Regions from separate parts of the Mus musculus genome. Here all the other regions are linked to region 2. A link is a loop called in an ENCODE intact Hi-C map of the cell type or tissue named here. Cell type or tissue: heart. All regions are shown on one strand. Each heading gives the region's core, and the rest is flanking DNA. Links, peaks and the distances in the headings are about the cores only.

Evidence for each region. Peaks named below come from ENCODE experiments on the same cell type or tissue, not always from the same donor. Only the 100,000 strongest peaks of a DNase experiment are listed, where the experiment ranks them.
Region 1: a loop joins it to region 2, with 2.5 times the contacts of the local background. A loop is called at or near these places in 15 of 42 quality-filtered maps.
Region 3: it touches region 2 in a loop (7-fold over the local background); 4 of 42 quality-filtered maps call a loop at or near these places.

Annotation. Positions count from the first base shown.
Region 1 is chr9:110,619,652-110,629,702 of GRCm38, forward strand. It overlaps Nradd (neurotrophin receptor associated death domain), which reads right to left and starts at 4,742. Exons shown (of 5, transcript NM_026012.2): 1 at 4,664-4,742; 2 at 3,436-3,584; 3 at 2,421-2,610; 4 at 2,189-2,331; 5 at 1,484-2,086. The coding sequence starts at 3,472. The coding sequence ends at 1,770. Nbeal2 (neurobeachin-like 2) reads right to left here. Exons shown (of 54, transcript NM_183276.2): 38 at 9,919-10,014; 39 at 9,465-9,589; 40 at 9,227-9,367; 41 at 8,968-9,098; 42 at 8,743-8,852; 43 at 8,536-8,653; 44 at 8,341-8,438; 45 at 8,156-8,272; 46 at 7,618-7,707; 47 at 7,427-7,536; 48 at 7,082-7,254; 49 at 6,885-6,979; 50 at 6,566-6,682; 51 at 6,312-6,470; 3 more. The coding sequence ends at 5,474. In heart, for the core only: no CTCF peak of the experiment used is centred there; DNase peaks (open chromatin) are centred at 4,770 and 5,370; H3K4me3 peaks cover 2,167 bases; H3K27ac peaks cover 1,955 bases; H3K27me3 peaks cover 730 bases.
Region 2 is chr9:110,443,767-110,453,817 of GRCm38, forward strand. Klhl18 (kelch-like 18) reads right to left here. Exons shown (of 10, transcript NM_177771.5): 3 at 6,954-7,094; 4 at 2,908-3,106. Among named protein-coding and RNA genes, the nearest start is that of Klhl18, 28 kb to the right of the region's middle. In heart, for the core only: a CTCF peak has its summit at 5,258 (motif pointing right); a DNase peak (open chromatin) is centred at 5,335.
Region 3 is chr9:110,525,265-110,534,402 of GRCm38, forward strand. Setd2 (SET domain containing 2) reads left to right here and starts at 7,333. Exons shown (of 21, transcript NM_001081340.2): 1 at 7,333-7,488. The coding sequence starts at 7,415. In heart, for the core only: a CTCF peak has its summit at 7,080; DNase peaks (open chromatin) are centred at 7,097 and 7,817; H3K4me3 peaks cover 3,170 bases; H3K27ac peaks cover 2,789 bases.

The DNA.
Region 1 (10,051 bases), core at 3,718-7,717, 180 kb after region 2:
CCCGCATGGATCCTGGCTATCTCTGGATTACTTCCAGCCTAATACCATGCCAGTGCCATACAAGGCTAGTTGATCAGCAATACATGAATGTGGACCCTAGACACTATGGACTAATAATCTAGCCTTCTTCACTTTGTAACTTAAATGCACGTTGTTGTAGTAAGTGGACCATAATTCACTCGACCCTTGACAATTTCTAGTTGTGTCTGGTACAGTGAGTTTTCGTGTTTTTCCAAGGGAATGTCAGAGTGGTGACATAGGCGTCAAGTTTTAGAAGAGATTTTGAGACGTTTTACTTTTCTTGTTCCCCGCCACAAATGTTTTTTACCTTCCCTCCATATGCCTTCCTGTTGGCATGACCTAAGTAGGGACAGTGTGTGCCAGTCTGTTCATGGAAAATGTTATGCTCACCTGCTGACGCAGTCCTTGGTGGCCCAGCAGCTGACTGCTCAAGTGGAGTGTGGGCTTCCCAGTGGGCTGATCTGAGACTTTGCTGGTTTTTTTCTCTTCATCTATGCCTCATACAAAGTAGCGAGCGACTCCTATGAGCATCTCAGTGCAGTGAGGGAGCAGGGTCTACTTGGCCTCCACTTCACCATGATCTTACCTCAGGTCTTCTCAGTGAGTCTGGATGAACTAAAGCCCTTTCATCCATTGCACTGGTCCTTCCTAGAAGGCAGAGCGGGACCCAGCTACCTGCGCCCCCTTGAGGATGGGTGTGTGTGTGGAAGTACAGGTGGCTTGGCTCGACGCCCTGTCATGAACAGCCTGTTTGCCCACTTGTGTTCAAATCACATGCACAGCTGTGGAAGCCTGGGTGGAATTCCTCAGCCTGGGTGGCAGTCTGCTCTTTTTATTTTTTTGTAGCTCTGGAGATTGAACCTAGGACCTTGCGTGTGCTAGACAAGTGCCCTGCCAGTATGCCCAGCCAGAATCCCAGTGTTGGTTTTTTTTTTGTTGTTTTTTTTTTTGGATTTTTCGAGACAGGGTTTCTCTGTGTAGCCCTGGCTGTCCTGGAACTCACTCTGTAGACCAGGCTGACATAGAACTCAGAAATCCTCCTGCCTCTGCCTCCCAAGTGCTGGGATTAAAGGCACGCGCCACCACTGCCCGGCTGAGTCCCAGTGTTGAAACGTCATCTTTTTCTTGTCTAAAGATGACCTAACGTCTTCAACAACTAGCTCACCACAACTACCTTGCATCTTCCCTGTCACAGCACAAGTCACGCAAAGGGTCCTTGGGTGCACCATGGGAACCTTAGGGGTAGAGGACTTACTACATATGCCTCCACTAAGCAAAGACTGGAGTTCAGGAGGAGACATGACTTGTTAATGTCATCCAAACACTGAAGGGCAGGAGGGTGAGCTCCAGCCTGGCCCTCCACAGCCCATGTACAGAAGCGCCCCCACCTCCTTCCCAAGTCCTTGTCTGGGTCTCTTTCACAGCTACCCAACTGTCTTACAGGTCCAAGGAGCCAAGTAGGTTAGAACAAAACTCCAAAGGTGCCTTTAATATGTGATTCTTAAAAAGAAATAGAAAAAATAACAAGCACATAAAGGGGCAGAACGAGAATCTGTGGGCAAAGCCATGCCCACTCTCTTACCCACCCCCCCATGTCCCTCGCTTCTATCTTGGAGAGGATGGAGAAGGAACATGAAGTGGCCGGATCTTTTGTGTTCTGCTGCCACAACAGCAAGCTGAAGCCAGAGAAGTACTAGGAAGCCCATGAAAGACATGAGGCCAGGGCAGGCAGCCCTGGGAGGCGGCACTCACACCACCGAGGAGCTCTCAGCTGGCGAGCTCAAAACCTGGACCACATCTTCTCGGCCTATGGCAGCCAGAGCATCCTCCAGCACTCTGAGGGTAGCTCTATTGCCTTCTTGGGCAGCCCAGTTCCTTAGCAGGGTATAGGCTGGCATTTGGTCACAGGCCATGGTTTCCACAGCCTCAGCTTGGTAGCCGAGGTGGCCTGCCAGCTCCTGCCAGCCCTTGGCTGGCTCACCCATCATCAGGAGCCGCTGGACTTCCTCCTGCTGCTGCTGTGGAATATGCAGGTAAAGCTGGCAGCCAAGGTCCGGGTGTGGTCCTGGGTGGGGGTGGGGGTGGGGGTGAAGAGAGAAGTGTTAGTGGGTAGGGGAGGCACTAGTTAAATACAAAGGACTACAGACAGACTAGGAAACGTGCTCACCCTGGCTGGGAATACAGGGCTCCAGACTAGGAGGAGAGTCCACGAAGACGTTGCTGTCACCACGCCTCTGGTCCCTGTCAGGGTCCCCTAGCTCTACAGTCCGAGCTTTAGCCAACTGTTGCCTTTGCTTATGTGAGCGCCAGCTGTAGGGGGCAGAGGGCACTAAGACAAGGAACTGCCTCAGAGTCCAGGCATGGAGGGGATGCCACAGGACAGGACCCAGACCACCTACCATTTGAAGGCCACATAGGCCAGCAGACCAAGGATCACTGTAGCTAGGAGAGCACAGTAGACAGGAATGATGTTGCTCGAGGCCCCTGGAGGCTCAGGGGGAAATAGGGAGGAGGTATTGGGGGCTAGGGCTCCCCCAGCTCCTACCCACATTCCTTCCCTGTCCCCGTCCTGCCCCTGCAGGGCTGTATCTGTGAAGACAGACAGTGGTCAAGATAGGGAGCCACGGCAGCCTCACCTAGGTAGACCATCTTGGCAGAACTTTCCAAATACATTAGAGTTTACCATGTGTTAAAGGACTACATGGCTGGCCCTGGAGCGGCAAGAATGGCTCAGCAGACAGACACATGCCACCAAGTATGACAACCTGAGTTTGATCCCCCAGGATCCCTGAACCACACGTGCCTGCTAAGTGGTTACTGGGGCTTGTACCGCCTCAGGACAGGAGTTCTGTTCCCAACACCACATTGGATGGATCACAGCCACCTTTAACTCAATCTCCTGGGGGGGTTGATGCCCTCTTACACCCTCTGTGGGCACTCTCACACACAGACGTGCACATAGGTACACGTAAATGGCCCTTTGCTTGCCATTGTGGACAGTCACTCCCAGATGTGCCTTGTCATCTTCCGGAAGCATCCAAACGTCTTGCTATTGCATCTTCTCCTAAACGCACAGCAGGATCTCCTCTGGAAGCCTTCCTTGACCTTTCTCTTTTCACCCTGGTTGCACCACCTCTGCTTACCACAGCACAAGATTGGTCGGCTTCCAGGGTAGACTGTGAGAGCACACTGATGTGTGCTGGTGTCATGGGATCATAAAAATAAAACTTAACTGGAAGTAAATACTGGTGCTCTCTCACTTCTGCCTTAAGTCCAATGACTGACTAGTCCTTGTACCCAGTGTAGACAGGGTTCAAGGGTCAGGGACTAAAGAGCCCGTGAATGGACTTGTACACGACCCACTCTACCTCCCAATCTGCCCGCTACCTAGGATCTGGGACAAGGAATGCCTACCTGAATAGACCACACCTTTGCTGACGTTATAAAGCATGGTGCTGCCAGGCGCTGCCTGCTGGGCTGTTTTTTGGTGAAGGGGAGTTGTGTAGAGAACTGAGTTGACGGAGCTTGGAGCCTGCTTCTCTTGAATCTCAGAAGGAGGAACTCTGCAGAAATATGAAGAAATCCTCAGATCTGCTGTCAGGAGTCCCTGGGGGCAGCGTGTGTGTCCATCCTGATTCACACCAGGGCTGGAACAGTTTCTCCTGTGTCAAATAGGTGGAGGTAACAACTGGCTCCTGCTAGCCAAAGCTGGTGGCATGGGGTACAGCTCAGGATAGAAATCACCCGATCTCAAAGACCTTCCCAAGTACCTGGGCTGAGTCTGGGGATGTTAAAAGGAGGGTAAAGATACATGGACTGTGACCCTATCTCAGGCTGAAACATCCCTAGGAACTGGTGATCATACACATCTGCCAAAACCCAGCATCCCAAGGTCCCCAAGGCAAGCCCGCTTACACTGCCTAATGCTCCCTCTGTCCCCTCCAGGGCCAGTGGCCAGCCCTTTCCTGGGCAGGGACTAAGTGAACTGATACCTTAATGGTTCAGCAAACTCATAGACCATACAGATCTCAGAGGGCCTGAAATGGAAGAACAGGGCCAACTCAGACCAAGGACCCACCTGGACCCTAGAGTACTAAATCTGCTGAGACCACTCCCTGCAGTCTACGGAGGAGGAGAGGCTCCAGATCTGAAGGAGGAGAGAGATCTGGCTTGGATAAGTAAGAGATTAAAAGAGGCCCTTCAAGTCCCCAACGGCTACTGCTGCATAGCCAATGGCTCTAACACGTGGTGTGTCTATAGTAGGGCTATCAGCAGTTCGGTGCTGTAGTCAGGTAAACCTCTGATGTGGGTGGCCCCTTTATGGACTTTGTATCTTTGTGTCGCCACATTGGGAGTTGGGGGCTTCTGGGATCCTTGGTGGGTGGGCCTGTAAACCAGTAGCAGCAGACAGGCCTTGGAATCTGCCCCACCCATCCTGAGCAGCCGGAGTGGAACTTCTTCAGGGCTCCCCACCCATCTCCAAGCCCAAAATGGGAAGAAACAATTCAACAGCCCCTGCAGGCCCATACACACCCCAACACAGACGCTGGTACCCACAGGATCAGAGCACTAAAGGCGGGAGACAGAGAAAGTTCTGGCCCCTTCCACCTAGCAAGAGCCCGGCTAGTCATTCCCTCCTAACCTTCTGCGGCCACCCCTCCGAGGGTGCCAGGATCCACTCAGCTAGGAAGACGACGGGAGTCCCTGGAGAGGGCAGGTTCCGGTCTGCCCAAGAGTGAGCCAAGGCAAGGGGCGGGCCAGTGGGGGGGTGGTGTTGAAGAGGGGAGCAGGACAATGAAGAGGCGGGGCCGAGCTCGAGGGCGCGGTCCCGCCCCCGCCCCACGCCGGAGCACGCAGAAGCACTCGGAGTTCACAGAAGCCGACACCAGCGTGCCTGGCAGAGCAGGCCACTGGCATGCAAATGCCATGCAATGGACCGCGAGAGCTGAGAACCAGGAGTCAGGAAACGTCTGGCAAAGCCAGAGGCGCCTCCGCTGGCTACACCGAGGCCAGCCTGGCCAGGAAGAAGCATGCCAGGCCAGACAGGGTAACAGAGGCTAAGACTGGGGGCCACAGGAGGCCAAGGACGGCGGCACATGTGTACTCAAGAAACCGAAAGATTACAAAACTAGGCCACGTTTATTGCTGAGAATGGGCAGCGATAGTCACCTTTGAGGATTAAGGCCACAGGTGGTCTTTGTGCTTTCACTGGGACGTGGGATTTGAAAGTAGGGATTCCCTCCCACCCCAGATTGTGCAAAATATGCAGCAGCGGCCTCAGAGGCCGACGCTAGGTCTCCCCTCAGCCGGCGAGGGGCGGGACTTCCTGGTGATGCCATCTACCAATCCCTGAGCTGGAGGGTGGGCCCCGCCCACCCCCTGGTGCAGTAGTCTCCTGGGCAGAGAATCAGGCTCGGGCCGGGTCTGATGTCTGAGCGCCTAGACTCTAGGTTCAGCGAGCCTCGCCAGGATTGTATTCAGTCTCCCCAGAGGACACCTGGGAGATTCGCCGCGAGGAGCGCCACAGCCTCCGCGCGAACTGGCTGCTGCGTACCTAGCGGGAGTAGGGATGGGATGAGATGCGGTGAGCCCTGGCAGCCGCACCCCACAACCCGCCACCCTCCTGCCCGGCCGGCCAAGCTGCCCTCTTCCTCACCTCAGAAGGCTGCCCAGCGCCCACAACGATCAATTTGCCATCTTCCAGGCCCACCAGCACATGACTGCGCTCCTTGGTCACAGACACACTGTGGACCGGCACTTTCATGGGCAGGGGAGGCACGGCGGGCCGCAATCTGGAGCAGGGAAGTAGGTGTACACTGAGTCACAACTGCAAGGAAGCCAGCTAACAGACACCTTTTCGTGCATCTACTTTGTCTTCATTTGAAGTCTGGCTAAGCTGAATTCCTGGCTTATAGAACTCCCACAACTGTGTAGCTAAGGGAGGGCCAGGGCAAGAATCCCCATGAGTAACACATGCTAGTGAGTGGGTAGTATGCACTCTCTATTACCCTGTGCCAACAGCTTCCACCTAGAGGGGCCAGGAACTAAGAGCGGGGCTCACTTGTTCAAGTGGAGGATATGTAGAGAGCACTGAGCGGTGCCCAGCAGAACAAAGTCTTCTGCCACAGTCAGGGCTGTGGGCTGCTCCGTCAGGGTCACTGAAGCCCGCAACCTCCCATTCACTGAATACAGGTGCAAGGAGTAGGTGACCTGGAAGAATTGGGGACATCAGCAACCGCCTCACCATTCCAGCTGCCCCAGTGTCTTTGTCGGGTACCCTGTCCCCATACCTGGGCCCCAGGACGTTCACAAGCAGAGCTTTGTACAACAATCTGGCCTTCAGCCCCCAGTGCTAAGTGCGATATAGGTCCAGGCAGTGTGGCACCTGGAGGCCTTAATGCTGCCACAAACTGGCCTCGACGTACAGTGTGTATGATCACAGTCCCATCCTACAGGAAGGCAGATGAGGGTGCTGAGCAGAGAACTGGAGGCTCTGGGGACAGTGCCTGGGGAAACTCCGCCTCCCCAGGGGATGTACACGCACCTCGGATCCAGACACGGCCATGTCAAGTTCAGTGCTGATGGCCACACAGCTCACTGCAGCTACATGTCCGTATAAGACCTGCACAGGCTTTGGTGCCAGCCCTGCTGACAGACCGCTCTGTGGGAAGGCAGGGCTAGCTTAAGACTCAGGCAAATGAAGATTTTATGCGAGCCAGAGGGTTGGGGGGTAATGGAGCCCCAGACTTGCTTACAGTAGGAAGGGGAAGGGAGTAACGGGGAAGTTCTGATGGCTCCCTGAGGGGCAGATGGACTTCTAGCCTGGGAGACAGGGACCTCACAGGTCTGCCCACCACACACACCTGCTGCAGAAGACGCCACACCATGCACGTGGTATCCCGGGAGCCGGAGATGAGGTAGATGCCGCAGGTGTCCAGTGCAAGGCAGGTCACTATATCTGCATAGGAAGGGGAGGACACACAGTGTTGTCACAGGCCCAACTTGGAACTCATTCCACATCTGCCTGTCTCATTCTCCCTGGTACCAGGGCTGCTCATACCAAGGTGTCGGCTTAGCTGATTCAACAGCCTGCCACGGGGTAGTGAAGTCACTCGTAGGCTGCCATCCCAGTGGCCACCACTGAAGAGCAGCTTTCCGTCAGGAGCTACTGCTAGTGCTTGTGCACTCACGCCACTGTCTGAGACCCAGGGCCCACTCAGTAGTTTCTGCACCCTAAACCAAGGGGAAGACGGTAGGTGAGGCTGGGCCACGGGTGAGAGATGTGGGCTAGCAGGGACCTTAGCCAGCCCTCTCCCCTGCAGCTGGCCTGTATTCTGTTTAAATGGGGAGGTGGTTCGGGGTGTAGGACATTCATATCGCACCCCTACCCGCAGCCCTGCCTTACTTGGGGCTCCCCATGGTGGGATCTTTGCTGAAGGTAAAGTAGTTATTGATGTTCCGGTCATAGGGCAGCCAGGTATGAGTGCCCAGCAGCCCACTGGCACTTACAGTCACCTGTGGGTAAGAATATGCTATGGTAGCTTGGGGCGGAGGCAGAAGGGATGAAGCTAATGGGAATCTGCCAGGTGTACTTACCAACATGTCCGAGGAGCTCTGGGTGATAAAGGAGTGTGACTGTCGGTGAGGAACCAGAGCTAAGACCAGAGGTACAGCCTCACTGACAACCTGCAGAGAAATGCGTAAGGCTGACTGAAGTAGACAGTGTTCTTGGTAGGTACCCTCTTTGGCCCTTGACCCCAGGGACAAAGTGGGTGTCATAGAGAGGTGAGTCTGAGAGGTAGACATGACAGCAGTGGGCACGTAGGAGGGCATCACAGAAAGAGGAAGAAGCTGGGGTAGACACAGAAGACGCCAGGGTCGAGCCCGGGCTCAGCCTTGGTCCCTTCATCCCATTACTCCTTGGCCTCGGCGCAGTGACAGCAGGAAAGGGGAGCATGCGTGAAGATGCAGGAAGGGGACCAAGGCCAGACTCTCTCCATCCTAACTGCACTTGGGAATCTCATCCTGGCCGCCCTCCTACCCGTATGTCCCCAAGATGTCTGCTCAGAGATGGGTAAGGACGTGTGGCTAAACCCATCTTACACAAGAAACTAAGTTCCCACCCACTTCTCACCTCAGCGAAAAAGGCCTTGAGTTGGTTGAGGTTCTGGAAGATGCTTGGTGAGTTAGTGTCCAGCCGGGCGAGGCGATTGGCTGCTTCCTCAGCCGAGAGCCGGGGTGGGTGTGGCTCCTGTCAACAAGAGCTGGTCAGCACCATGCCACCAGTGTCCTTCACCACTGTCTCCCCACAGTCCTCACCTTCAGCAGCTGACAAGGAGTCTGCCCGAAGTTGCTGATGATGCCTTCCAGAGCCTTCCGCTCCCGTTCATCTGCCACGTGGTCCAGGTCAACCGCCCCTGAGAGGAAGGTGAGTGGTTAAAACTCCTTCACTGTCCTTTCTTTATTGCCACTGTCTGTGCCCTGACCCCATCTCACGTGCGGCACACTGCCTACCTTCGTAAGTGCAGTAATAGAAGACATTGAGGGCCTCCTCGGCCGCTGGACCCCGCTGCTTATAGCCAAAGATGAGGTCGATCCATTCGTGCAGGTGGGTGGACACATACTCTGACTCCTGAGGGGAGGAAGCGGCAGTCAACGCAGGGACTGAATCCCACGGCAACTCTCAGCCCTGGCTGCCTGTGTGTGCGATCACCTCCTCACCAGAGCCTGGCGGTGTTTCTGGATGAAATCCTCGGGGCTGCCGGCCCACGGGGGCAGCACCACATCACCCACCTTCTCGTTGGTCAACTGGAGGCAGCCCAGGTCAAAGCCTAGCAGAAGAGAAAGTTAGCAGTGTGCCTGAGGATTCTTCACCATCCCTGGACACACACACACACACACCCCGTCTGTTCACTCATGCCGGAGCCCCGGTGCCTCGCATGCTACCATTCTGGTTCTCCAGGAAGTCAGGAAAGTAGAAAAACTCCGGAATGAGCTCCTTCACGTCGGCGGGGCTCTCCAGCCGTGCCTGCCAGGCTGCTGCCACCGAGTGGAACTGCCGGTCAGAGCAGTCGAAGCTGGTGGAGAGACACAGCCGGGGTCAGATGATAGATACAGAGGGATACGTAAAACCAGAGGCAGCATAAGAAGCTGCCAGGGAGACTGTGTGCCTTCCTCCCCACCCTTCCGTCACCCCTGGGCGCACCGGCCGCTCTGTAGCTGGACATGCAGGGACGTGAAGGGCTCCACGCGGATGAGGTAGTGCATCACGCCCGCTGCGTTAGAATAGTGTGTGCCATAGTGGAACTTGTCGATTGTGCCTGCTGGGTCCTCAAAGCTCTCATATCTGAAGCCACAGGCAGCACATGTCAGCAGAAGATCCACACACATCCATCCCCAGCCCACCGAGCCCTGCCCTCCCCTGCCCTGCCCACAAAGCTCACTTCTCCCTCACAAGCTGGGCATGCTTGGGATTCACCACACCGATGGGTTTGGACAGGTCCCGGAAGACAGCTGGATTGCTGAGGTCCAAGACTGGGGACACATAGTCCTGCAAGACCCAGGGGAACTGGACGCCCACCCAGGAAAGATGCTGTATGAAGACCCTGACGGCCTGCCTGCCAGCCCACCCTGCCCTGCCCTCAACCCTCAGGTAGATGGGTAGAGCCTGTTCACCATACTACTTGGAAGGCCTACAGGAGCACAGGAGGTCTGTGACAGACACTCCTTCCAGGGAGACCAGGGCCCAGCAGGAAGCAAAGAGGGCAGGGGAGCGAGGCAGTGTCAGAGACCAAGAGACCACATCTTAGTCGCAGGTAAACTACTCAGGGACTGTGCTTAGACACTGACAGTGGGGTTGGAGGTGGGAAGTGGGGAGAGAGACAGAGCGGGGCTCACCACAGGGTACTGAGACAGGTCATTATAGGTGCGCCCTGCGATTGTGTTGAGTTGCATGAGGTACTCAAAGTTGGATATCTCTCGCTGTACCCATTTCTGGACGGCACAATAGCAAAGGGTGAGCATTGAAGTT
Region 2 (10,051 bases), core at 3,629-7,628:
GATGGACAGGAGGAAGATGGACAGGAGGAAGATGGACAGGAGGAAGGATGGATGGAAGGAAGGATGGACAGGAGGAAGATGGACAGGAGGAAGATGGATGGAAGGATGGACAGGAGGAAGGATGGGCAGGAGGAAGGATGGGCAGGAGGAAGGATGGACAGGAGGAAGGATGGGCAGGAGGAAGATGGACAGGAGGAAGGATGGATGGAAGGAAGGATGGACAGGAGGAAGATGGACAGGAGGAAGATGGATGGAAGGATGGACAGGAGGAAGGATGGGCAGGAGGAAGATGGACAGGAGGAAGGATGGACAGGAGGAATATGGACAGGAGGAAGATGGATGGAAGGATGGACAGGAGGAAGGATGGACAGAAGGAAGGATGGGCAGGAGGAAGATGGACAGGAGGAAGGATGGGCAGGAGGAAGGATGGACAGAAGGAAGGATGGGCAGGAGGAAGATGGACAGGAGGAAGATGGACAGGAGGAAGGATGGACAGGAGGAAGGATGGGCAGGAGGAAGGATGGACAGGAGGAAGATGGACAGGAGGAAGATGGACAGGAGGAAGATGGACAGGAGGAAGGATGGATGGAAGGAAGGATGGACAGGAGGAAGGATGAGCGGAAGGAAGGATGGATACAAGGAAGGATGGACAGGAGGAAGGATGGACAGGAGGAAGGATGGGCAGGAGGAAGGATGGATGAAAGGAAGGATGGATGGAAGGAAGGATGGACAGGAGGAAGGATGGGCAGGAGGAATGATGGATGGAAGGAAGGATGGACAGGAGGAAGGATGGGCAGGAGGAAGATGGACAGGAGGAAGGATGGACAGGAGGAAGATGGACAGGAGAAAGGATGGACAGGAGGAAGGATGGATGGAAGGAACGATGGACAGGAGGAAGGATGGATGGAAGGAAGGATGGATGGAAGGAAGGATGGACAGGAGGAAAGATGGGCACGAGGAAGATGGGCAGGAGGAAGGATGGGCAGGAGGAAGATGGACAGGAGGAAGGATGGACAGGAGGAAGGATGGGCAGGAGGAAGGATGGGCAGGAGGAAGGATGGGCAGGAGGAAGGATGGATGAAAGGAAGGATGGATGGACAGGAGGAAGGATGGACAGGAGGAAGGATGGACAGGAGGAAGGATGGGCAGGAGGAAGGATGGGCAGGAGGAAGGATGGACAGGAGGAAGGATGGACAGGAGGAAGGATGGACAGGAGGAAGATGGACAGGAGGAAGGATGGATGGAAGGAAGGATGGACAGGAGGAAGGATGGGCAGGAGGAAGGATGGACAGGAGGAAGATGGACAGGAGGAAGAATGGACAGGAGGAAGATGGACAGGAGGAAGGATGGATGGAAGGAAGGATGGACAGGAGGAAGGATGGGCAGGAGGAAGGATGGACAGGAGGAAGATGGACAGGAGGAAGATGGACAGGAGGAAGATGGACAGGAGGAAGGATGGATGGAAGGAAGGATGGACAGGAGGAAGGATGAGCGGAAGGAAGGATGGATAGAAGGAAGGATGGACAGGAGGAAGGATGGACAGGAGGAAGGATGGGCAGGAGGAAGGATGGGCAGAAGGAAGGATGGGCAGGAGGAAGGATTGGCCAGAAGAAAATGGCCGGAAGAAGGATGGATGGAAGGAAGGATGGACAGGAAGGAAGATGGACAGAGAAGATTGGATGGAAGGATGGACAGAGAAGGATGGCAGAGGAAGGATGGACAGAGAAGATGGACAGGAGGAAGGATGGACAGGAGGAAGGATGGGCAGGAGGAAGGATGGACAGGAGGAAGGATGGATAGGAGGAAGATGGACAGGAGGAAGGATGGATGGAAGGAAGGATGGACAGGAGGAAGATGGACAGGAGGAAGATGGATGGAAGGATGGACAGGAGGAAGGATGGGCAGGAGGAAGGATGGACAGGAGGAAGAATGGGCCAGGAGGAAGGAAGGAGGAAGGAGGAAGGAGGGAGGAGGAAGGGGGAGAAAACAGGAGGGGGGATAAGAGGAAGGAGGGCAGGAGGAAGAGGGAGAGGAGGAAAGATGGACAGGAGGAAGACGGACAGGAGAAAGGAATGGACAGGAGGAAGGATGGATGGAAGGAAGGATGGACAGGAGGAAGGATGGATGGAAGGAAGGATGGATGGAAGGAAGGAGGGACAGGAGGAAAGACGGGCAGGAGGAAGAAGGACAGGAGGAAGGATGGGAAGGAGGAAGATGGGAAGGAGGAAGGACTGGCAGAGGAAGGGAGGGGAGGAGGAAAAAGGAAGGAGGAAGAGGGCGGAAAGGAGGAAGGATGGACAGGAGGAAGATGGACAGGAGGAAGATGGACAGGAGGAAGATGGACAGGAGGAAGGATGGATGGAAGGAAGGATGGACAGGAGGAAGGATGAGCGGAAGGAAGGATGGATAGAAGGAAGGATGGACAGGAGGAAGGATGGACAGGAGGAAGGATGGGCAGGAGGAAGGATGGATGAAAGGAAGGATGGATGGAAGGAAGGATGGACAGGAGGAAGGATGGGCAGGAGGAATGATGGATGGAAGGAAGGATGGACAGGAGGAAGGATGGGCAGGAGGAAGATGGACAGGAGGAAGGATGGACAGGAGGAAGATGGACAGGAGAAAGGATGGACAGGAGGAAGGATGGATGGAAGGAAGGATGGACAGGAGGAAGGATGGATGGAAGGAAGGATGGATGGAAGGAAGGATGGACAGGAGGAAAGATGGGCAGGAGGAAGATGGGCAGGAGGAAGATGGACAGGAGGAAGGATGGACAGGAGGAAGATGGACAGGAGGAAGGATGGGCAGGAGGAAGGATGGACAGGAGGAAGATGGACAGGAGGAAGGATGGGCGGAAGGGAGGAAGGAGTGTGTGCTCTGCCTGTGCAGACTGTGGCTGCGCTCACTGACCTGCTCCTCTGACTTCACATTCAGCTCATCCCGGGACACCAGCTCAAGCACGTCTTCCAAGGGCAGGGCCAGGAACTCTTCGGACAGAGACACCTCTACAAAGTGCTGGTGGATGAAGCTGTTGGCTGCATCGTACAACACAGCACACATCATCGTCTCGGCAAACTGGCGCACACCCAGGCAATTTTTGGGGTGAAGCCTTTGGCATGAGATGCAAAAAGAAGGATCAAAGGAAGGAATAGTGCTATCTTCAGTCATTTTCTAAATGGTTTTGAGTACAGCCATGGGACAAAAGCTAAATTTTGTTCCCAGCATTGTTAGAAACTCCCTATGGTGTGAGGTACCATTTTCCATGACCCATCTTCATAAGGTATCGGCTTAGATGGGCTAGCCTTAAGTCTTTGTTTCCTGGGGCATGCGTGGCCTTGTCATGTCAAAGTGGAATGGACTGTCAGGAAGTCCTATGACCTAACTGTCACATGAGAAGACAGCGAGAACACACTGGGATGCCTTGTCACCAAGCCAGATGCTGCGCTTTCTGAGTATCCAGGGCACGAGTCCACCTCTTAGGCACTAGGAAGGCACCAAAGGCATGGAAGAGTCACCTTTATTCAGGGACCATTACACATTTTTTTAGGCAGAGGGAGGCTCCATGATCTAAGAGTTCAAAACCCTAGGAACAACAGCAGAACTCCATGCAAGCTGGCCCATGTCCTTCATGTCTCTCTTCTCTGCCTCCAGTCCCACAGTGGGCATGCTGGGATGTCCAATGTGTACCACTACATGGGGCTTTGTAGTGGGTTCTAGACTCAGTTCTTAGCAGCAGCAGAAACAAGAGGGACCCTGCCTCAACGATATGAAATGAGATTCCATACACCCCTGAAAGCTGTTCTCTGACCTCCATTCATTTGTGTGGCATGCATGCCCCTCTCCAAATAAATAAGTAACATCAACAAGCACACACCAGAAGATAAAATTAAAAGTAAAATTTAAAAGTAGCATTTTCAGACCAGTGAGATAGTAGATGAAGGAGCCTGTTGCAAAGCCTGACAAGAACCTCAGCTCAATCCCTGGGACCCACACAGTGGCTATCCTCTGATCTCCAGATGTACAACATAGCACGTGTGCACTCATGTAAACACACACATGCATGCACGGACACGAAACACACAGGCACACACACACACACACACACAGACACACACATGCATGGAACAAACAAAATGAATGTAGGCAAAAGCACTCAGCACAGTGCCTGGCATGAAGCTGGATGCTATTAAAGTTCCTATTATATTTGCTTTCTTACTCTCAAACAAACCGAGCAGGATTCTGCAGTCTTTGTGACAGAGTAGACTCTGAGGGATCCAATTACCCAGCTTTCCTGTTCCCCTCTAGAGTCTTGGTTGCCCTGGAACTCTCTATGTGGTCTAAGAAGTGGCCTCAAACTTGAGGCATGCTTTTGCTTCAGCCTCACGAGTGCTTCGATGACAGTCACAAGTGACAACATCTGGCTCCTCAGTGGGTTCTCTGAGGCCAAGGAAACAAAATCCCCGTGGAGCAGCCGAGACTAGACAGCAAGGAGCAGGGGGCTGAGCTGAGGAGAAGTGTCGCTTAAGAGACGTTAAGCTGGTGTAAGGCAATGAGGATAGCTGAGCTCCCACAGCGGGTGCCTCACTTGGGGCCCATCCACCCAACCGCACACACCGGGAGCTGAATGGAGCCCACAGATGATGGGGCAAGGGTGAGCTCGCGCCTTCTGCTCCCCTCCCCACTCTCTCCAAAGGTTAGGACCGCTGCATGTACTTTGGTCAGCTTGATATAACATGGAGCACTGGTCGTGCCTTCCTGAGTGAGCTGTGCTACTCCACCCCACAGGAAGGAGTACGGGAAGGCAACCTGCGAGGCCGCAGATGGGAATGGCAGAGAGTGGCCTCACAGGCGAGACACCCACTCAGGATAGAGGTAGGAAGGAAGCAGAGACCTGTGTCTTTCACTAGCTCCTTCCACAGCCGTCCGCTTCACTGACAGCTCAGTTTTGCACGTAAGGAGACTGTCAGGGTATCGTGCTGCGCTATTGCAGACCTATCTAAAACAGAAAAGGAACTGCTGGGCTTTGTTGTTGTTTGAGTGAGGGTCTATGTAGCCTGGAGGGAAACAGGAGAGCTGGGGAATTGGATCCCTCAGAATCTACTACATATGTACCTAGAGGTGATATGTAGACCAAGTTGGCCTCATCCAGCCCCACCTGCTCCTGGATGCTGGGACTAAGGATGTGTGCCACCTTGTCCAGCGGCTCAGCATCTAGAAGAGAAAATGCCTTATGACAGATAACGTCTGGTGTTGCAGCGATAACCTCAAAAGCCCCTAGGTGGCACTGTTGTCCTCTGATGAAAGTGTAAAGAATAGCAACTGGCAGCACCCATTGCATCTGCAAGTCATTATCCGTTTGTGTGTGTGTGTGTGTGTGTGTGTGTGTGTGTGTGCGCGTGCGCGAGTGTGTGTGTGTGCTTGTATCCCTCCAGCCTCCTCTAGAGAGTGTCCTAAGGCAGGGACAAGGCTGGTCCTGGAGCTGCAAGGTTTCCACCTGCAACACATGGCCTCAAGGTGAAACCATTTGCCCTGCAGCTAGCTGAGGTGCACCTCTACATTTGAGGCATCACTGCCACAGTTGTGTGTCAGTGTGCACATGACAGTGCTCAGTGATGCCCACGGGCATCAAATAGGTAGGATGTGGAGACCCTCCAGGGGCCACACACACTCTCAGTGGGCAGGACTGGTGGAGTGGGGTGGGAAGGGGAGGTCAGCTCTGAGAGGATGATGTTCTTGAGCACAGGGCTCAGGTGGAAGGCACGTTGATCATCAGGCTAAGCATGGAGACTGGACTTGGAAGAACATCAAATGCACACGGGAGCTCTTCTGCTTCTTCCATGCCTGTGTATGGCCCAGCCTAAAGCTCACCTCCAAATCTCTGGTGATTAAATGGCCTTTAGCTTATGACAGAGCACTGTCCCCTGAAGGGAAGGAAGAGCTTATCTGATCAGCTAAAAGATCACAGAAGAACCCAGGAAACCCCTTGCCAGGAAGCAGAAACAGTAGGAGTATAATCCGCGGTCATCACCCTAAACGACCTCACAACGACGGCCTCCAGTGGACAGACATAAAGGTGGGATCTGATTGAGCTGCGTATAAAAAGGGACTCATGTGGGTTAAGGATCTAAACAAACATGGAGATGGCTATGGAACAGTTCGAATAAATAAATAAACAAATAAATAAAAAAAGCAAACAGTGCCAAATAAATCAATGTTAGTTTGTTGAGAAGTTAGCTAAGTTATGAGCAATGCTAAATGGATACAACAGACTGTATTTAAATGTGCACACACACACACACACACAAAATGATAAAAGAAAAAGAAGTCATTATTTAAGAGGGTCTTGGGGAGCACAGAGGAGAGGGAGCCGGGGAGCACAGAGGAGAGGGAGCCGGGGAGCACAGAGGAGAGGGAGCTGGGGAGCACAGAGGAGAGGGAGCCGGGGAGCACAGAGGAGAGGGAGCCGGGGAGCACAGAGGAGAGGGAGCCGGGGAGCACAGAGGAGAGGGAGCCGGGGAGCACAGAGGAGAGGGAGCCGGGGAGCACAGAGGAGAGGGAGCCGGGGAGCACAGAGGAGAGGGAGCTGGGGAGCACAGAGGAGAGGGAGCTGGGGAGCACAGAGGAGAGGGATGGATGGAAATGATGTAAATACAGAACACATTAGAAATTCTCAAAAAAATAAATTTAAAACTAACAACAAAAAAGGGGGGATAAATTAGCTAAATGAACTGCTGGTCAGATTGAAAAGGGATGGTCACAAAGAGTCTATGCCATGCCACAACAGTGTATGTAAATGGCCAAACAGTTGGGTCCTGCACAGTGCTGATCCCAAGAAATGCCATCTTTACAGAGTAACTCCCAGCTCGTTGTTCAAAACACTGCAGACACACCATTAACTCAGCAAGGTGGCAGGGGTTTCAGGACAGAGCACGGCACCCACCACCTGCTTCGCTCACCTTTCTCGGAGGAACGTGCAGCAAGCATCTTTGATGCTCTGCAGCTGCAGGAAGCTTGCCCCCATCAGCAGGGACTGCACATTCTGCTGGTCGATAGCAAGGTTGCCATTATAAGCAAAGTTGATGAGAGCCTCCAGGGCACTAGAAGGAAGAGGAGAAGCACGAGAAGCTCTTCAGAGATGAGTCTTGGCCCACCGGTCACTCCGTCCTAACTGAACTGACATGACAATCTACGGTGGTCTGAATAAGAATGGCCCCAAAGGCTCAGCTATTTGAGTGCTTGGTCATCAGGGAGTGGCACTACTTGAGAGGGACTAGGAGGTGTGGCCTTGTTGGAGTAAGTGTGTCAATATCGATGGGCTTTGGGGTTTCAAACACTCAAGCCAGTCCCAGTGTCTCTCTCTTCCTGCTGCCTACATGTTCCTGTCATGATGATAATGGACTAAACCATTGATAAGCCTCAGTTAAATATTTTCTTGTATAAGAGTTGTTGTAGCCATGGTGTCTCTTCACAGCTGTAGAACACTAAGAAACTACCTGAAGAATACATGAGCCATGTTCAAAAATAGTGCTTACTGTACAATCATGAGGACCCATGTAGCAAGGAGAGTCCTACAAATGCCTGCAGTCTTGGCTCCTAGGAATCTGATACCCTATTCTGACATCCCTGGGTGTCTGTCGTAGGCACACTCACCTGCACACCCACATGTGTGCATATACTCACACAGTCACACACATAACAAATAAACAAACAAATCCTTTCTGGAAATTTGTTTAGCTGAGTTGAATGCGGCAGCACATCCTGTGAGTTTGAGGCAGGAGGATCTCAGGTTCAAGGTCCAGCCTAGACTACATAAGGCAACATCTCAAACACACAACAAAATCTACCTTATTGAGACTATTTTAAATGGAATAACTATTTCATCACAGTCAAAGATTCATCCTAGTCAGGAGTGGTGGTGCACACCTTTAACCCCAGCTCTCAGGAGTCAGAGGCAAGCCAGTCTGGTTTACACAGTGAGAACCTGTCTCAAAACAAACAACTGAATAACTGTCCACATATATTTCTTCAGAGTCCTCATAAAGAAACAATCATTTCCAATCTCTCTATTGAAAAAGTTAACGGTGGCTGTCTTTCTAGTTTAGCTTCTCTGTCCATCTGTACATGTGATCTATGTGGACAAAGTCATCAAGAGTTTCACTAATCCCTCTCATTCTGCTATACTAGTTAGTGTCACAGTCACTGTTTTGGGGTGATTGATGTATAATGATACTAAAATATGTTCTAAATTTATTGCCTTTATTATCAGGCACCATAATTATTGCCATTATAAATTACTGGCATTATAGGGGCTGGAAAGATGGCTCAGGGGGTAAGAGCACTGACTGCTCTTCCAAAGGTTCTGAGTTCAAATCCCAGCAACCACATGGTGGCTCACAACCACCCATAATGAGATCTGATGCCTTCTTCTGGTGCGTCTGAAGACAGCTACAGTGTACTTACATATAATAATAAATAAATCTTTGTGCCAGAGCGAGCAGGGACTGAGCGAGTGGAGTTGACCAGAGTGAGCAGAGGTCCTAAATTCAATTCCCAACAACCACATGAAGGCTCACAACCATCTGTACAGCTACAGTGTATTCATATACATAGAATAAATAAATAAATCTTTTTAAAAAACAATAAAAAATTATTGCCATTATAAATTTTTAAATTAGGGAGTAAATGTTTAGGAAATTAAAAAAATGTTAGGGAGAGATTTCTTTTTTTTTTTAATTAAATTATTTTTTACACTCCATATTGTGTTTCTGACCTTATATGTGCTCCCATAGAGAATGAAATAGAAATCCCAGCCGTGTAGCTCTGGCCTCTCCATCTCTCTGGCCTCTTCTATCCTGGCCGACCTCACTGTATCCAGCACTCTAAGCCCACTCTCACCTCCCCCCGGGCTGCTCCCTCTGTCTGGAGGACTGTTCCTGCAGAAAACTCACTTCTCATTTCCTGGCCACCCCTTCACTCTCTGCTAACTTTTACTTTTACTTCTCCTTCCTCCCCCACTTCCCCCCCCCTTGTTCTGTTTGTTTTTAAGACAGGATCTCTTCTTTTAGCCTTGACTATCCTGGAACTCACTCTGTAGACCAGGCTGACCTCAAACTCACAGAGATCCACCTGCCTCTGTCTCCCAAGTGCTGGGACTAAAGGTGTGTGCCATCTTCTTCCAGATTCTTTAAAAAAAAAAAAAAAGTCATGTAGCACAGGCTGGCCTTAAACTCACTGTGTAGCCAGCGATGACTTCTGAACTCCTTACCTTCCTGCCTCCACCTCTTCAGTGCTAGGATTACAGCTGTGTGCCACCATACTCTTTTCATGCCTTGCTGGGGATCGAACCCGGGGCTCTGTGTATGCTAGACAAGCACTCTACCAACTGAGCTATACGCCCCATCCTGCTTTGCTCTCCTCACATTACTTTTACTCCCAGCTACATATCACTGTTTCTGTCCTGAGGTGTCTACATGGACGCTGTTCAGTGAGGCACTTGAGTACCTGGGTCATTTACACAGCTCCTCCAGACACAGTCTGACACTGGAAGGATAAGCCAATCCATTCCCTTCAATGTTCTGATCCATCAAATGACTATTAAGTCTGTCACACTCTAGATAGATGCTGTTCCTTAGAATACAGTAGCTATTATCCACATACATTATTTAAGATTAAATTGAAATGAATTAAAGTTAAATAAAATTTTTAAATTAGACCTTCTGACTCAGAGTCCCGTTTCAAGTGCTCAGTAGCCACACTGTAGTGGTGCCTACCTACAAACCCACGTGGGAGCCTGAGATGAGATGACTGCCACTTGAGGCCAGCCAATAACAAGGCTATTACAAAACCTTATACAGAAGGCTTAATGGATAATACAGTTCTAGACTGATGAAGAAAAATGTATCACAATGTTCACTGGAAAAGCCCAGAAATGTAGACAGTAATAAATATATTTACTACACTGGTACACAACCCTAGTTAAAAAAATATCTTGGCCAGGCAGTGGTGGCGCACATCTTTAATCCCAGCACTCCAGAGACAGAGGCAGGCAGATTTC
Region 3 (9,138 bases), core at 5,139-9,138, 83 kb after region 2:
CAAAATGCACACAGACACAGACTCACACACACATACACACACACAGACACACCACCCACACAAACACGTACGAATGCATGTGCACACATAGGGATGGGAGGAAGATTGGGAGTATAACTCAGTGGTAGAATACTTGTCTAGCATTCATTAAGCTCTTCCATCTCCAACACCACCAAGAAGAAAAATAGCTAATATGGTAGCTAGGCATGGTAAGACAGGCCTGTAATCCCAGCATTTGGGTGGTGGCGATGGGAAGATCAAGAGTTACCCTTAGCTACATATACAGTTCAAGGTCAGTAGGAAACTCTATCTCAAACTAATTTTATTGAGTAGGAAATCAAAACAGCAATTCAGGCTCCTCCTGACAGGTGTTTCCCCATGGTCAGTCTCTCCTCTCTTCTGTGGGCATCCTGACATGAGCTTAGTCTGAGAATACTTCTAGTTCTCTCAGTCCAGACTTTCTCTGCTCCTGGCCTCTGAAGACAAGAGGAAATCCTTCTTCCTTGCCAACCAGAAGAGTATCAAATATAGTTAGTGACCTACAAAAGGCAGAACTAGGTCCCTGTGCACAGGAGTACATGACCTTAGATAGCACAGCCTTTCTGGCCAAGCACACATGTGCAATAGGTGTTGCAACTTCTCTGTGTCTTGGCCCCTCCCTTTTCTTTCTTAGTGAGTGGCTGAAGGTAAACTCAAGTGAAAGTGACGACAGGAACAGGGGTCACCCCAGCAGGGTTGAGCAGGGAGGAGGAAATGTTCCTCCTGAGTCAAGCTCTCAGGCTCTGTGTGCTTGGTGATGGTAGCACGGGGAAGAGCTTGCTGCTCTGCTAAAGGCAAACACTGTCCCTCTGGACACTGACCAGTGTGGTCTCTGCTGATGTTGTGGGCCAAGGCTTTCACCTTGAACATGGTATGACAGTGATCCTCCATCTGATACCCTTGACTGCTCAGGATGCTAGAGCTCCCACAATGGAATTACCTGGAAGCCTGGCAAGGGAAGCAGTGAGCGAAAATACCCCAGATTAGACTTCAGAGGTTAACTTCTCTCCGAGGGCTGTAGGTCCTTGGATTACTTTATATGGGGAAAGTTGTAAGGAGCTGGGACAGAGGACATGGTGAAGTGGCTAAGAGTGCTTGTTCTGCAAGTATGAGGATCCAAGTCCAAATCCTTTATACATGCATAAAAACCATGGCTGCACTAATGTTAAACTCAGCATGGGGGGCAGAGACAAGCAGATCTGGAGAGCTTGCTGGCCATCCAATATATCCTAAACAGTGGGCTTCCTGTTCAGTGACATACCCTGTCTCACAGTAGTAAGATAGAAAGTAATCATGGGCCGGGCGATGGTGGTGCACGCCTTTAATCCTAGCACTTGGGAGGCAGAGGCAGGCAGATTTCTGAGTTCGAGGCTAGCCTGGTCTACAGAGTGAGTTCCAGGACAGCCAGAGCTACACAGAGAAACCCTGTCTCGAAAAACAAACAAAAAAAACCCCAAAAAAACAAACAAAAAAAGCAATCATGGGAGACAACTGATGTCCTCTGACCTGTGTGTGGCTGTCACTCATACCTACACACTTGCATGCATGTACTACATCTAAACCCCCCCCACCAACCGATCCCTCTCATCTCCGTTCCTACCCCAGGGCCTCATTATGTAAGTCAGGCTAGTCTAGGACTCAGTGATCCTTCAGCCTCAGCCTGGCCAAGGGTTTGTATTGGAGGCATGTACCACCACACTACAGCAAGGAGATATTTTCTTACCTAAGAGGAAGAACAGTGTGACTGTCTGAGGTGTGGTTTCCATGTGGAATAGATATAAGGGGGTTTGGTTTGTATGGTCCTGAGTTTGGATTCTGCCCTGTACCCAGGTAAAACCAAGGTATAGTGGCTGTAAAGCTAGCCCTGAGGTCAAGGGGCAACAAAGTTGGGGTTTGGATATAGGTATATCCTCAGAGCTCACAAAGAAAAACTTAAAAAGATTGGTAAATGAGGGTATAAAACTTGAAAAATTATCACATAATATATAATTTTGTGGTTAGTAGATAAAACAAGATAGAACAAACGTCTTCTGCAACAAAGGCATAAAATTTGAAAGCAGAGGGGTGAGAACTTGAAATTTGCCAAGGCAATTTTATATTGTTTGGGGAAGAAGAAAATACTTTTTTATATATCCAGTACTTTTCCACTAGGATAGGAATGACTCTTCAGGATGAAGGTGTTGTGTGAGTTTATGGAAAGGGAGGGATATTATTTCCCAAATGTCATACTGAGCCTAGGGTCGTGTTGCTAATGCCATTCTTGCCTGCCTTCCATCAAGAAAGGGAACTACACAAAGTCACTGCGCTGAGAACTTGAAATTTGCTTGTCCTTTCAAACTTGAGCATTTTCCCTCCCTTCCAGTGCTTTCAGACAGAGTCTTCCCATGTCCCAGGCTGGCACTATAATCTCACTCCTGGCTCTGGAGTACTGCAGTTACAGGTGTGACTTCTCACAAAGGCAGCATCTGCTGAGGAGTTGAGACAATGCTCTGACAGTTCTCACTGGGGGAAAGGATTAGGTAGAGAGGTAGGAAATGAGTGCTGGATAGGAAGTAGCCTTCCACTCAGTTCCAGTTCCTTCTCAATGGGGAAGGACCTTTTGTCTTTCCTAAGTCTTAGTTAGGTTCTGATTTGAGTCAGAACTCGGGCCTGGACACACAGAAAAAAACAAAACAAAACAAAAAAAAAACCCTGCTATTAGGGGAGAAAAGATACCACCTACTGATATCTTAAAACATATCTAGTTTCTTATGGGCTGTATCAGTCAATATACTACATATCCATCTGTATATTAGTCAACATATTAGCTGTGGTTATAGTTCCGTGGTAGTGACTACTTGCTTAGTATTCTAGTTTCATTCTTTTGCTGTGATAAAACACTTGGGCCAAAAGCAACTAAGGGGAGAAAATGGTTTACACTTCCAAGGCACAGTCCATCATTTAGGAAAATCAGAGTAGAAATTATTCTAGCTTTCTTATACAGCCTTGGACCAGCTACCTAGGTAGGTGCTGCCCACAGTAGGCTAGGCCATCCTCCATCAAAATACCTCCCCTACAGAAACGACACAGACCAGTCTGATCTAGACAATTCCTTAACCGATGGTTTCCTCTCAGAAGACTATGGTGTGTCAAGCTGGCAAAGCTAACTGGGATACCTAATGGACACACGGCACTTGGTTCAATTTTCAGCACTGGGAGGGACAAAATTTACAAATAGTTTTGTAGAATGTGCTCAGGGGATCAACTTGTGTCCCCCTGTCCTACTTTCCCCATCACTTTACCAAGCCATAGAACTTACCTGCGCTGGGCATGGTGGCACACGCCTTTAATCCCAGCAGAGGAGGCAGAGGCAGGCGGATTTCTGAGTTCGAGGCCAGCCTGGTCTACAAAGTGAGTTCCAGGACAGCCAGGGCTACACAGAGAAACCCTGTCTCGAAAAACCAAAAAAAAAAAAAAAAAAAAAAAAAAAAAGAACTTACCTGTGGCAATGACCATGCTTTGGCTTTCTCCCCTTTTTTATGAGACACCAAAGTTAATTTTAGGGGCTACTAGTAGCCACCCTAGAGTCTGCTGGAATGGATGTAGTCTGGGCCCATAGGAGCTACTACTAGAAGTGATTCTCAACGTTTTCTTTTTCTCAGTACTCTGAGTGGGAAGAGGTTTCATCTTGGGGATTGTGGACTTTTTCTTTAAATACATTTGGACACTTTTTGTATAAAAGCATGGGATAGCAGTGGCTTTGAATAGGTTTGGCCTCCAAAGACTCCTGAATTTGAAAGTTTGGCCCATAGGTAGTAGCACTATTAGGAGGTGTGGCCTTCTTAGAGGAAGTACATCATTGTGGGGGTGGGCTCTGAGGTTCCCTCTGCTTAGGCTCCGCCCAGAGCGGAAGAGTGATTCCTGGCTGCCATCCGATCAAGACGTACAACTCTCAGTTCCTACTCCAGCACCGTGTCTCAGGCCATGCTTCCTGCCATGATAATGGACTAAACCTCTGAAACTGTAAGCCAACCCCAACTAAATGCTTTCCTTATAAGAGTTGCATTGACCATGTCTCTTCACAGCAATGGAAACCCTACGTCGTGGCATGGTGGCACATGTCTTTAATCCTAGCACTCGGAAGGCAGAGGTAGGTGTAAGGCCTGCCTGGTCTACACAGTGAGTTCTAGGCCAGTCAGGGCTACATAGTGAGGCCCTGTCTTTTTTTTTTTTTTTTTTTTTTTTTTTAACGTATGGAAAGTATCCAATAAGCTAAAAAGTATCTATTGGTTTGCTCAGGAGGCCAATCACATGGAGAATGAGGTTGGAGGTTGGGGAATTTTAAGGCAAGTCTGGGTTGAAAAAGTTTTTTTTCAGACAGGGTTTCTCTGTAGCCTTGGCTGCCCTGGAATTCTCTCTGTAGAACAGGCTTAAGTGTGGAGATTAAAGGTATGAGCCACCATGCCTTATAACATACATTTTCTTTGTCTTGAGTTCAAACTGGGTGTGGTGATATCTCTTGAATATAAACTGGGTGTGGTGGTATGTAATCCTAGTACTTGGGATACAGCAAACCAGATTCCAGAGAATCCTGAACACCATCTCAAAGGTGCTGACCTTTTTAAAAAAGATTTGAATCAAAGATTTGTGGGCCTCAAAATTTCCACTGACCTCCATGGTTTGATATGCTTACTCTATTGGGTTCTGACCAAAGTTACCACTAGACTGAAGTACCATTCATCTGTCTCATGTTAGAGAGCTGTTTACTTTATTAAGGAAATGGGAAACCCATACACCTCATCTTAGGTTCCTCTCAACTTAGTATCCATGCAAAGTAACCCTTTCCTAATGTCAAGTGGCTGCCAATGGCTTATGTGACATTTAAGGCAAAGAGCTCCAATATATTCAAAATATAGCTGGGCGTGATAGCACACTAGAGACTCAGGAAGAGAGCTTCACGCTCTAGGCAAACTTGCCTGGCAGTGGTGGTGCACATGCCTTTAATCCCAGCACTTGGGAGGCAGAGGCAGGCAGAATTTTGAGTTCGAGGCTAGCCTGGTCTACAGAGTGAGTTCCAGGGCAGCCAAGGCTACACAGAGGAAAAACCCTGTCTCAAAAAAACAAAACAAAAAAAGATAGTTGTTTAATGAAAGGCATTGTTGTACAATGTTCATAACATTATCTATGTGATACTCTTCTATTTCAATAGGTAAGGCTGTAGAAACCCCAGAAACAGCCATGCCCAATGTCATAGGACTAGAAATTGGCTGGTATTGGTTTAAAGTTTAGGATTTTATGGACTGGGATATTTCTTACTAGGTGGGTACTTGTCTAGTGTTTAGGAAGCCTTGGGTTCAATCTCCAGCACCATATAAACCAGCTCTGGTGCTGTCTCCCTTCCTGTAACCTCTCTACTATGTGGTCGATGCAGGAGGAGGAGAGATGTTCAAGGTCATCTTTGGCCAACTTACTGAGGTCAAGGCCAGATGGGATACACAAAACCCTGTCTCAAAAAGAATCAAAAAGAGGAAGTTCGGGGTTTCACAAGTCCCTCCTTTTATCCTCACAGCAGTGAGAGAATCTGTTCACAACAAAACTTTCATCTTCAGCAGGTTGTGGTGTCTGGCACCTGTAATCCAGGCATCAGGGAAGCTGGGGTAAGGATTTTGAGTTTGAGGTCAGTATAGCACATAGCAAGTTTCAGCCACAAAGGAAAGCTCACCAATGAATGCAAAACAAAATGGTCGTGGGAGACTGAAACCTAGAGCGGGTTTTGTTTTGTTTTTGGTGGACCTTGAACTTCCATGATATGAGTAAAAGTTACCAGGAAAAAAAAAATCCAGATTAACCTCTAAACAAAATGATAAAAAAATTCTGCTAGCCTACATACAAGTGAAAAAAAATGTAAATGCATGGTAGATGGCTCAGTGAGTAAAGGCACTTTCTGCCTAGCCTTATGATGTAAGTTACAGGACCCACATGGGAGACAAAAATGGACTCACTGTTATCCTCTGATCTCCACGTGCGCATGTGTGTGGCTCAACACATACCATTCCTATAAAAACAATTTTAAAAATACATTTTAGGCTGGGCAGTGGTGGCACACGCCTTTAACCCCAGCACATGGGAGGCAGAGGCAGATGGATTTGAGTTCTAGGCCACAGGAAAAACCCTGTCTTGAAAAACAAAACAAAAAACCTAGAATCCCAGCACCCAAGAGGTTGTAGGCAGGATGAAGCATTCAAGTGTTCAGGGTAAGTCTTAACTACAGAAGATGTTTGTCTAAACAATACGGCCAAGTTAGCTAGTGAAGGATTCTGTTAGATCACATTTCAATTTATTGGTGATTCCAATTAAAAAATTAGTGGCTAATCAAAGAAAATTCCACAAAAGATCTCAACTATCTAATCTGCCACTTTCATGATAAGCAACTGCTATAAATTCAGCGAGGTGTAAATTAGCTAATAGTTTCACGAAATCCTGCTAATCCAGAAATAAAAAGTTTCTAGTTTAATCTAACTTTTTTTTTTTTTTTTAGTAAGACTAATTAATAACCTTTTCCTCAGGACCACCCCCCCCCCCCAGGTCTAACAAACATAGCCTCTCTGACTTTTAGGGCGAGGGCAGAATACCGCGGTGAGGTGGTTTCGGTGGGAACACGGTGGTGGGGGCTGCGGGAGGCTGGCGGGCGGAGGGCGTGTCCGAGAAGCCCAGGCTGAGAAGCAGCCCCTGCTTAGCTTGGTTTTCGGTGCGCGGCCGAGAGCCAGTTGAAGGGGCGAGAGAGACCGAATAAAGGAGCAAGCGGGCGAGGGCGGCAGCTGCGCTACCTCAGTGCCCGGAGGCCAGGCTCTCCCAGGGCTTCGAAGGATGAAGGCGGGTGTCCTGACGGCCTTGGGCTGTTCCCGGGACGGACGCTGTCCAGGGAGGGGCAGCGGTGGCTCCCCTCCAGCTCCGGGACCCGCCTCCAACACTCGGCCCCGGGACTTATTGTTCCGGGAGGCCGCAGGCTAGGCCTGGCCTGGCCGGCGGGTTGTACCCCGCCCCTGCCAGGGTCGGTGGTGCTGGCGCGCCGACTGGCGGCCGGTGGGCTGCCCTGTGCGTGTCTCTTTAAGGGGCTGGGCCTGCAAGGCTGCAGGGCGGGCGGGGTGCGCGTCGCTTCGGGAGTGAGTGTGTGAGGGTGAGAGCGGCGGGCGGGCGGTTGCTGGAGGGAGGGAGGGAGGGAGGGAGCGAGCGAGAGAGCGAGAGAGCGGGCGGGCGGGCCAGCCAGCCAGCCAGCGACGCCGGCCGCCCCTGCCGCCGCCGCGATCGGACCAGCGGCCGCCTCCCCTCCGGTCCCCTCCCCCGCATCGGCCTGCCGCGGGGAGGGGGCTAGCGTCGCCGCCTCCAGCCGCTCCTCATGAAGCCGCTGCCGTCGCAGCAGCCGCCACCGAAGATGGGGGATTTCTACGATCCCGAGCACCCGACCCCTGAGTAAGTCTCTGCTCCGCGGTCTCCCGCTGTCGTTGGTCGCTCCAGCCCGAGGGCGGCGCGTCCTGACCGGTGGCGGCGCGCGGAGTAACGGGCCCCGGGCGGCTTCTCGCGGTCGTGGTGGAGGGCAGGCCGGGCGGAGCTCCTGGAGGCCGCCTCGCTTGGCCTCGGCTGGCCCGGCGGTTGGGCCTGGCGCGGAGAAGGCTGCTCGCGTCGCCGCGGCGGTTGGGGCGGGCGGCCCGGTGGGGGAGGGGCGGCCACGGCCTCCTCTGCCGTTGCCGCGTCCTCGGTCGGCCTGCTTAGGTTCGGCGTTCCGCGCAGCTCCTCCAGGACACTCGGTGGCGTCCCGGGCTTCTGTTGCAAACCACGGTGCATAGTCCGAGGCGCCGCAAAGGCCGACGCCGGCGTCAGGGCGCCGGCTCGTGTAGGCCGAGAATCCTCGGGCTCGGGTGGAAGCTCGGCCCATCGCCCGGCCTATCGGTGACGGCAACTCGGACCGGAAGGGCCTACCGCGCGTCTCCCCGCTTCGATCCGCGGAGGAGACCCGCGTTGCATTCCCGGTTTTGATATTATTTTTGTTTTTTGTTTTCCCTCCTCCTTGGACACTCAATTCTGGCCCAGTAGAGCGATGAGCTTCATATTCTGCACCTTTGGCGCTTGGGTTTTGTAATGGTGGCAAGGTTTGTCTGGTCCCGTTGTTGAGGTGACAGCAGTTTTGTTTTTTAACCTGAAAGTGAAAACCTGGCAAACATTTCTTGATTATGATGCTTGAACACTTTGGCGTCCTATTTCTTAGGTAATAGAATCTAGAATCTTATCTACAAGGATGGCTTTACTGCGTGTGAAGATTTAGTTAAGAGACCCTTTGTATAGTCTTCTCTAAAGAAGATAGTGTACTTGTAAAGCGAAATACAGTTTTGTCGTATAGTTTCTTTTCAGTACACCTAGGGCATTTTTATATTTCTGTTGGGTGTCAGATGGTGGTGTACACCTGAGATACCAACTGAATTAGGATTGCAGGCAGGCTTCCTCAAAACAACAACATAAGTAAAAAAGCAAGCTTCCACTTCAGAGTCAGGAGTCCGTGCGAAGCTTCCCTAAGCCCTCACAAGATCATTTTGTTGTTTTTAGATAAATGGTTTCACCTTGTTGCCTAGGCTGCTCTTGAATTTACTGTGGCTGGCCTCGAACCTGGGATCCTTCCTCTTCAGCTTCTTCAGTGCTGGGATTGCAGGTGCTGACAACTAAGAAAAACCATTGTTTTACCTCAATTTGCTTGTATTGATGTCTGCACATAGCAACAAAATTCATTCCCAAGTTAAGGTTTGAAGGGATGTCTAGTGAAAAACAAAACTTTTCACTAAATTACCACATTACACATTTTTGGGGGAACCTTTGCCAAAGTTTTTCACCTTGGCTCAGAAACATTTGGATCTTACTTAATAGTTCTTTAGTGTTGTAACACAAAAGTTATTTTGTTGGAGTGTTATCTCCACACACAAAGCAAAATCCTCATGTTGCCTTAAAATAAAATTTCATTGGGAAAATTTTGACAATCCTGTTTTTGACCCAAGAACAGCCTGAGTAGTTTTATACTTGTTTTCTAAGTTTACAGAAGCCCTTTAGTGGCCCATCTTAGTTTGTCTTTACTTG